Linked DNA regions of Homo sapiens: region 1 is linked to region 2. Evidence: read pairs that join two places in POLR2A ChIA-PET (ENCODE). Cell type or tissue: MCF 10A. All regions are shown on one strand. Each heading gives the region's core, and the rest is flanking DNA. Links, peaks and the distances in the headings are about the cores only.

Region 1 (4,391 bases), core at 180-4,179, 110 kb after region 2:
TCTATGATCTGCCATCTGAACCCACTATACTATGAAATGGATTATTATTTCAAAGCATGAAGAAAATACAGGAGAGAAGTCATAGGGACCGAACATCCAATCCATTCCCCTGCCTCTAAGGAGGACTTCATCCAACCAACTCCAAGAAGCGCAAATCAATGGAGCAATGAAAATTGGACACAATTTTTAAACCATAAGCAGAGATCTCTTAAGACCCACCATGTCCTTTCAAATCCAAGTTCCCTTTTATTTCTTTCAGAGATGACTTGAGGCCTGTGTGACCCAATCACATCACTGGAAAACACCCTCATCTCCCCTGTGCTGCTCTGGAAGAGTCATCACCGGCCTGGACAGAGTCTCCACTGTGACATTTGGGAGTTTATTCTAGATATTTCTCATATTTGAAAATACAAAGCCCGTTGTTATCAAATTGGCCCAAGGCTTCCAAGACGAAGAAGCATTTAATCCTGGGGCTGCTTCTATAAATGTAACAATTATCCCAAGTCATGTAAGTGTCTTGGAGAAGTAATAGTAATAATGATGATGATGATGATGATGATGATGATGATGATGATGATGATGATAAGAGCCAATATTCATTGAGTGTGCCGGTCTCACAGTGTTTTACTTGTTTCAACTCCTTTGATCCTCCTAACTGCCTGGAGAGGCAAGAATTATTATCGCCCTCATTTTACCAAGATTGAAAGAGAAGCATCAAGAGATTTAGTAATTTCCCAAGGTACACACAATAGTAGGCAGAAGAGCCAGGATATGAAGCTACACAGTTTCAGGGTTTGAAGTCTTACGGAATTCAAGTTCAAATCCGGGTCTGCCACTTCACATACGCATGATCTAAAGAAAATGATTTCATGTCTTTGAGCTTCAGTTTCTCCCTAAAGAAAAAAAAAAGAAAAAAATCTCAGTTTATCCTAAAATGGGGGTGGCAATACCTACTTCTCTAGAAGTTGTTGAAAATTAAATAGAATACTCTGTAAATTTCTCAGCATGGGCCTGACACATAAAAGGGCATGGGTTCCCTTCCCTTCCCCTGTGTGGATGCAGGAAGTGAAGGCAGAGGCTGGGGAAGAGGGGGATTCTAAGGTCCTGGAACCCTAGAGAGGAAGCTTGCTGACTGCAGGAAATTTCAGACAAGGAGACAATTCTTGGGGTCTATTGAGATATGACAGGAACATTTCTAGAACAGGATCCCAGACGTCTCATACAATAGTAGTAAGAGGAATAGCCTAACCTTCATGCAGTTTACAGAGTACTTATATGTGCAGTAAGACTGTGATTGACACCATGGGTGCCTGAGGCAGGGCTCCTGTGTACAGTTGTGTAGGTTGCACACTGAAGCCGCCCAGATGGAGCCTACTTTTAGGGAGTGGTGGCATGGAGGGCTTGCCTGGTCACTTAAAGGAATCTTCGAGGGTCACAGGGGAATGAAACAGGGGGCTGAGCAAGTAGCAGTCAACATGCCCTTCCCAGTACAGGATAAGTGCTTGATAGATACTTGCTGAGTGATTAAATGATGGCTGGGGGAGTTGCCAGACTGGAGGCAGGGAATCGTGATTACAACAACTGAGGTGCAGGCTGGGCACTGGAATGCTTTCATCCTCTCCTTTTTGACTGCTGAGCACTTGCATCACTTCCAGTGTCTTGCTGTTGGAAACACTCAGCCTCACACGTTTTGCCCGGGCCTGTGCCTGGCTCCATCTGCCTCTGGCATTTCTCCCCACTTTCTGAGTCAGACTGGGGTGGGGAAAGGCTCCTTTAAAGGTGCCTAAGGAGAAGTGGCTGAGAAGCACTTCCTGGCACAGCCCTCGCCCTGGAATCAGAAAGGGCAGAGAAGACACAGCTCGTCTGCCCCAACTCCACCCCAGCTCAGGTCCAGGTTGCCTATGCATGTGAAACATCATCCTGCATGGAAAGCCACCTGATAAAAAGTGGTTCCAAGCAAAATTCATTTTTATTTGCCCACATCCACTTTAATACAAGTCATCACTCAGCATTCACACCCCACAGCCACCATCCATCTCGATGGATACCAGCTACCATCCTCCTAGAGCCACGGGCCAGAGCCAAAGCTCACTGCCCCAACATGCCCAAGTATCTCAATGTCACCTTTATGGCATTTAATCTATTTAACACTTATGAAGAACCAGAGGCTCCTAGGGCCTAATATTCAAACTAAATCTTGAACCCCAAATGAGAAAGAACCAGCCTCTCTGAACCCTGAAATGAAAATCTAAAGACAATTTTTTTCCTGAACCACGAACCAAAGCCAAATGTTCCCAAGAAATATCCAATGAACTATTTTGACCATGACTGTGAGCTTTGAAGTTAGTAAAACTGAGCCTCATTTCCCTATCTGTAGAATAAGGATAAAAGTGACCTCATAGAATGGTTTTGAAGGTTAAGATGAGCAACAGCTTATGGTCTCCAGATGGTCCCTGATACAGACTCAGCCCATCAGCATTCTTCTCCTAAAGCATTCCCCTTCTGTGTGGCAACCATTATTAGAGTGAGAGAAGGATGGCTTTGAATTTAAACACATCTCATGACCAGACACAGTGGCTCACGCCTGTAATCCCAACACTTTGAGAGGCCGAGGCGGGCAGATCACTTGAGTTCACAAGACCAGCTTGGGCAACATGGTAAAACCCCGTCGCTACTGAAAATACAAAAAATTAGCAGGCATGTTGGAGTAGGCCTGTAGTCCCAGCTACTAAGGAGGCCGAGGTAGGAGGATCACTTGAGCCGGGGAGGCAGAAGTTGCAGTGAGCTGAGATTATACCACTGCACTCCAGCCTGGGCAACAGAGCAAGACCCCATCTCAATAAATAAATAAACAAATAATAAATAAAAATACAAAAATTAGCTGGGTGTGGTGGTGCACACCTGTAATCCCAGCTACTTGGGAGGCTGAACCCACAGGCAGAGGTTGCAGTGAGCCCAGATCATGCCAATGCACTGCAGCCTGGGCAACAGAGTGAGACTCTGTCTCAAAAAATAAATAAGTAAATAAATAAAAATGAAAAGACACCTTGCTTCCTGGTTGCGTGACTCTTCCCTCCATTTGAACTCAGTTCTCACACATGGAAGGTGGGGTAATAAGAACCTTCACAGAGTCGTGTTCAGTACTTCCCTACCTTCATCAAGTAGCTTGCATTCCCCAGGGGCCATCTCCAATGTGCTCACAAACAAGCGGGGTAGTGTCTGGGTGGTGTTTGAAGGGATTTCCCCTCCTCTGGCTCCAGGGATTCCCCTGTGATGACACTGCACCTACAGAAATCCTGCCCCCTCCTCTGCCCACCTTACCAGTCTCTGACCAAGGGGGTCTGGTGGAGAGCACCACACCACTCCCCGCCTTTCTCTTATGGGGGTACCAACTCTACTCCGCTCATGCCCCCAACATCTTAAACAGTTTTAGAATTTGTCCTCACAGTTTTCACTCAAAATGAGACAAAGCCAAGGGACAAATCAGAGGGACAGTGGCCACACAGTACCCAGCATCACTCCTTGCTCCGCTTGCTAGGCCAAGCTGTCAAGGCTGGTTCCTGACACTTCCTTTAACGGGTTCACTGTGCAGAGATGCCCCACTAGTTCACCAGATGTGCTTGAACCCAACTCAGTGCGAGATGGGACCAGTGCTGTAACTCGTTACTTCCACCATCGTCAGTGAAACTTCCAAAGTCAGTGAACCGCAACACAGTAGGAAGACCTAAATGTTCCCTGAGCCGAACTTGAGCTGGTCTCTAGATGAGTGTGACATCTTCTTAGATGGAAGAAGGAAACTTAAAGTGTTTTAAAACAAATTTTATGTGTAAAAGTCATCAAAATTATAATACAATTAGAATATGAACATCTTAATAGAGATTTCATGATATTAGAGAATATGTTCATTTTTTGTAGGTGTGAAAATGGTATTGTGGTTTTGTTTGGTTTTGTTTGTTTCTTTGAGACAAGGTCTCACTCTGTTGTCCAGGCTGCACTCCAGCGCGATCATAGCTCACTGAAGCCTCAACCTCCCGAGCGCACGCAATCCTCCCTCCTCAGCCTCCTGAATAGTTAGGACTACAAGTGTGCGCCACCATGCCTGATTAGTTTTGTTCTTGTTTTTTGTAGAGACAGGGTCTTGCTATGTTGCCCATACTGGTCTCAAACTCCTGCCTCAGGTAGTCCTCCCACCTCTGCCTTCCCAAGTGTTGGAATTATAAGCATGAGCCACTGCACCTGGCCTATAATAAAAAGTTTTTATACCAGTTCTTTTAAGGTATCCACTAGATCTCAACTTCTGAAACCAGCCCTAAAACTGGACCTTTGAACTATACTGAGGCTAGCTCTTCTGTCAAAACTACTTGCCTGGCAGGCAAAAAAAAAAAACCATG
Region 2 (4,391 bases), core at 135-4,134:
CTCTGCCTGCTCAGAAAGAAGAACCCTCGGAGCTGGCCAGCACTGCTCTTAGTGCCCAAGCTCCACCCTTCCAAGCTCCTAGTTTCCTGTTTTCTTCCCTTTCATCCCCCCAGCCTTAAAGGTGATGGCTGCTTTCTATAGTTATTTTCTCTGGGTTTTCCTCAGTATTCTGTTTTTTCTCTTCCTGCCAGGTGTAACCAAATCCTCATATTAAATTTCCCCTGTTGAGATCCTGGCATGATTTCTCTTTTCCTGACTGGCTTCTGCTGATTCAGAAAGAAACAGAGCTGCTTCTCCAGGGAGCCTGCTGTGTTTTACAAGACACAGAGTGGGACTGAGGGCAGGGGAGGGGCTTTGGGCTAAGGTGGTCCTGAGTCCAAATCCCTTCTCTGATTTTACCCCCTGAGTGACTTTGGGCAAGCTACTTGATTTCTCTGCACTTCAGTTTCCTCACCTGAAAATCGGGTTAGTAACACAAACCTGATTCGTCTTCAGTACCAGAGACAAAAAACCAATTTGAACTAATTAGGCAAAAGGATGAAATTATTCTGGAAAGTTTCCAGAAAAGTAATCATCAAGTGCAAAGGGCAAGAAGGCAGGGGTCTGGCTCACCTCTCCTAGAACTGGAATCAGGAACTCAAGTGCATTGAGGATCTCTCTGCCCCTCAGAGCTGCTTCCCAGTTTGTGGTCCCGATTCTTATCACAGAGCATCTTCTCCATGTGGTGGAGGAAGATGTCTTCTCTCAGTTTCCAGACTCTTGCCTTCACAGCTTTGCCCACAGAAGAAACCACTCCTCCTGGTGAGGCCCAACTCAGTAGTGTCCAAGGAAAGGCACAATTGGCCAGGGAGGTTATGAGTTCATCCCTGCACACACACTGTTACCTGGGAGCAGGGTCACATAAGGGATGACAGCTGCTGGTCAGCGACAACACGTCTAGATCTTGCAAAAACCCGGGCATTGCCACATGACTCTTCCCGTTTCACAGATGAGCAAGCTGAGGTTCAGAGGAGGAGGGGCTTGACCACAGTCATGCGGCTTTCATCTAAATAACAATACCGGACATTATGTCATTAAAAATCAGGTTACGGCCGGGTGGCTCATGCCTGTAATCCCAGCACTTTGGGAGGCTAAGGCAGGAGAATCACTTGAACCCAGGAGGCAGAGGTAGCAGTGAGCTGAGATCACGCCACTGCACTCCATCCTGGCAACAGAGCGAGACTCCGTCTCAAAAAACAAAACAAAACAAAAGAAAAAAACAGGTTATTAGCTGGGCACGCTGGCACACACCTGTAATCCCAGCACTTTGAGAGGCTGAGAAGGGAGGGTCACTTGGGGCCAGGAGTTCAAGTCCAACATGGACAACAAAACGAGAACCCATCTCTACCAAAAAGAGAACAAAATTTTTTCGAGACAGGGCCTCACTCTGTCGCCCAGGCTGGAGTGCAGTGGCACGACCTCAGTTCACTGCCCCTTACACCTCTCGGATTCAAGGATTCTTGTGCCCCAACCTCCTGAGTAGGTGGGATTACAGGCACACACTGCCATGTCTGGCTAATTTTTGTATTTTTTGGAAGAGACAGGGTTTCGCCACGTTGGCCAGGCTGGTCTCAAACTCATGGCCTCAGATGATCCACCCGCTTTGGCCTCCCAAGTGCTGGGATTACAGGCATGAGAAATACTCTTTTTAATTAGCTGGGTGAGGTGGTGCACGCCTGTAGTGGTAGCTTTTGGAGAGGCAAGGCAGGAGGATCACTTGAGTTTAGGAGTTTAAGGCTGCAGTGAGCCGTGATCACACCACTGCACCTCAGCCTGGGTGGCAGGGTGAGACCTTATCTCAAAACAAAAAACCCGAGATAACTGGCAGCTCTGCAGGCTTAGAGGAAAGCAACTGGATGTGGGTGAGTGTAGTGCAGTAGGCAAGGAGGGAAGAAGGCTGCATTTGCTTCATGCCTACAATGTGCCAGGCACTGGCGGATCGACACAGGAGAGCCATGCCTCCAGTGTCTATCCTGTTTTGAAAAGAGAAGAAAATGAGGTTCAGAATGGTTCCATACCCAATTCCAGGCTCCACAGCTTAGAGGCAGGGCTGGAATTCAAACCCTAGTCTTGCGGGTTCTGTGCATTACTCATCGCAGTAGCTGTATGCCTAGGCCCCTCGGGAAGTTTCTGGCTATTGGACAGACTCAGATTGGATGACATTCCCTGGCTCCATTTCCTCTGGTTTTAGATGCCAGCAGAATACAGGTCCCTCTGGGCATCGTGGCATTCGAAAAAATGCAGGGAAAGGGTCCACAGAAACTAAAAATGATGATCAAGGGGCAGAAAGGGTTTTCTGAGGAAACGTAAAGACAAACTGGGCTGTTGCATTGCTGGTGACCTGCCTCTGGCACTTCTCCAGCTGTATCTCTGCCTGACCCTCCAGCCACACTAAATTTTTTACAGCTTCCCGAATATGTCACTGTTTTCTGCCTCCACGCCTTTGTAGAAATTGCTTTCTTTACCTAAAACACCTTTCCTACTCCCATCCAAACCCTGCCTTCCTGACAAACTCCTATACATCCCTCAAAACCGATTTCGGTCATCTCCTCTGTGAAGTCCTGTTTCCTAGCAGTGGACCCTTCCTGCTTCATACCCTAGGGTTGATTGCTTCTTTTTCTTTGTCCTCAGCACACCTAAGACTTCCTCCAAACTGGTGATTCTCCACTCCCATGTGCAGATCTGCTTGCTGCATCAGAATCACCTCAGGAGTGATTTCAAGATAGTCAAGCCCAGGCCCTGCTCTGGGAGAATCTGACTCAGACTCTGGAGTGTAGCCAGATGTCAGAAATAAGTAGATTGTCCAAGTGCTTGTGATGCTCAGCCAGGTGTGGAGAGCACTGAGGTGCACCCCTGGAAGGCAGGACCTTCTCCATACCAGGGCTTGGCTCAGAGGAGTGCACAGTGAGTGGGGAAGGAAAGAAGGGAGTGTGTCCAGCATTGGTTCCTTCCCGTGGGTTCTTGGTCTCGCTGACTTCAAGAATGAACTTGTGGACACTCATGGTGTGTGTTACATTTCTTAAAAATGGTGTGTCTGGAGTTTGTTCCTTCAGATGTTCAAACATGTCCAGAGTTTCTTCCTTCTGGTGGGTTCATGGTCTCGCTGACTTCAGGAGTGAAGCCACAGACTTTCGCAGTGAGTGTTACAGCTCTTAAAGGTGGCACGTCTGGAGTTGTTTGTTCCTCTTGGTGGGTTCGTGATTTCACTGGCTTCAGAAGTGATCCTACAGACCTTTGTGGTGAGTGTTACAGCTCACAAAGGTAGTGCGGACCCAAAGAGTGAGCAGCAACAAGAATTATTGCAGCTAGCCAAAGAATAAAGCTTCCACAACTTGGAAGGTGACCAGAGGGGTGGCCAGCTTTTATTCCCTTATTTGGCCTCACCCACATCCTGCTGATTGGTCCATTTTACAGAGCGCTGATTGGTCTATTTTACAGAGTGCTGATTGGTCTGTTTTTACAGAGTGCTGATTGGTGCGTTTACAAACCTTTAGCTAGACACTGAGCACTGATTTGTGCATTTTTACAGGGTGCTGATTGGTGCATTTACAAACCTTTAGCTAGACACAGAGCACTGATTGGTGAGTTTTTACAGAGTGCTGATTGGTGCGTTTACAAACCTTTAGCTAGACACAGAGTGCTGATTGGTGTGTTTACAATCCTATAGATAGACAGAAAAGTTCTTGGAGTCCCTACCTGACCCAGAAGCCCAGCCGGCTTCACCTCTCAGGAGGGAGGGAGGGAGGGAGAGAGGGAGAAAAAGAGAGAGGGAGGGAGGAAGATAGGGAGGGAGGGAAAAAGGAAAGGAGGGAGGAAGGAAGGAAAGGTGGGAGGGAGGGGAGGATAGGAAAGAGAGAGAACGAAAAAATAGAATGAAAGAAAAATGGGGCTGGGTACGGTGTCTCAGGCTTGTAATCCCAGCACTTTGGGAGGCCAAGGTGGGCAGATCACCTGAGGTCAGGAGTTTGAGACCAGCCTGGCCAACATGGTGAAACCCAGTCTCTACTAAAAATAAAAAAAACTAACTAGCCGGATATGGTGGTGGACACCTGTAATCCCAGCTACTGGGAAGGCTGAGGCAGAGAGAATCACTTGAACCTGGGAGGCGAGATTGCAGTGAGCTGAGATGGCACCACTGTACTCCAGCCTGGGTGACAGAGTGAGACTCTGTCAAAAAAAAAAAAAAAAAGAAAAGAAAAAAGAAAGAAGAAAAAGAAAAATGGGAGGAAGGAGGGAGGAGGGAGGAGTGGGGAGGAAGGAAGAGAGAAAGGTGAGTAGAGACAGGTGGGAGGATGAAAATGAGCATGATCCAGGTATGAGCAGAAAGGGGCAGGAAGCTGGGGTCTCGGGTG

The links. Peaks named below come from ENCODE experiments on the same cell type or tissue, not always from the same donor. Only the 100,000 strongest peaks of a DNase experiment are listed, where the experiment ranks them.
Region 1: POLR2A ChIA-PET joins it to region 2 with 5 read pairs; 1 of 35 experiments calls an interaction of 5 or more read pairs at or near these places.

What each region holds. Positions count from the first base shown.
Region 1 is chr17:31,786,712-31,791,102 of GRCh38, forward strand. No RefSeq gene overlaps it. Among named protein-coding and RNA genes, the nearest start is that of COPRS, 70 kb to the right of the region's middle. RefSeq lists an enhancer at 1,192-1,692. In MCF 10A, for the core only: no CTCF peak of the experiment used is centred there; a DNase peak (open chromatin) is centred at 1,700.
Region 2 is chr17:31,672,350-31,676,740 of GRCh38, forward strand. No RefSeq gene overlaps it. Among named protein-coding and RNA genes, the nearest start is that of MIR365B, 99 kb to the left of the region's middle. In MCF 10A, for the core only: no CTCF peak of the experiment used is centred there; DNase peaks (open chromatin) are centred at 2,162 and 2,802.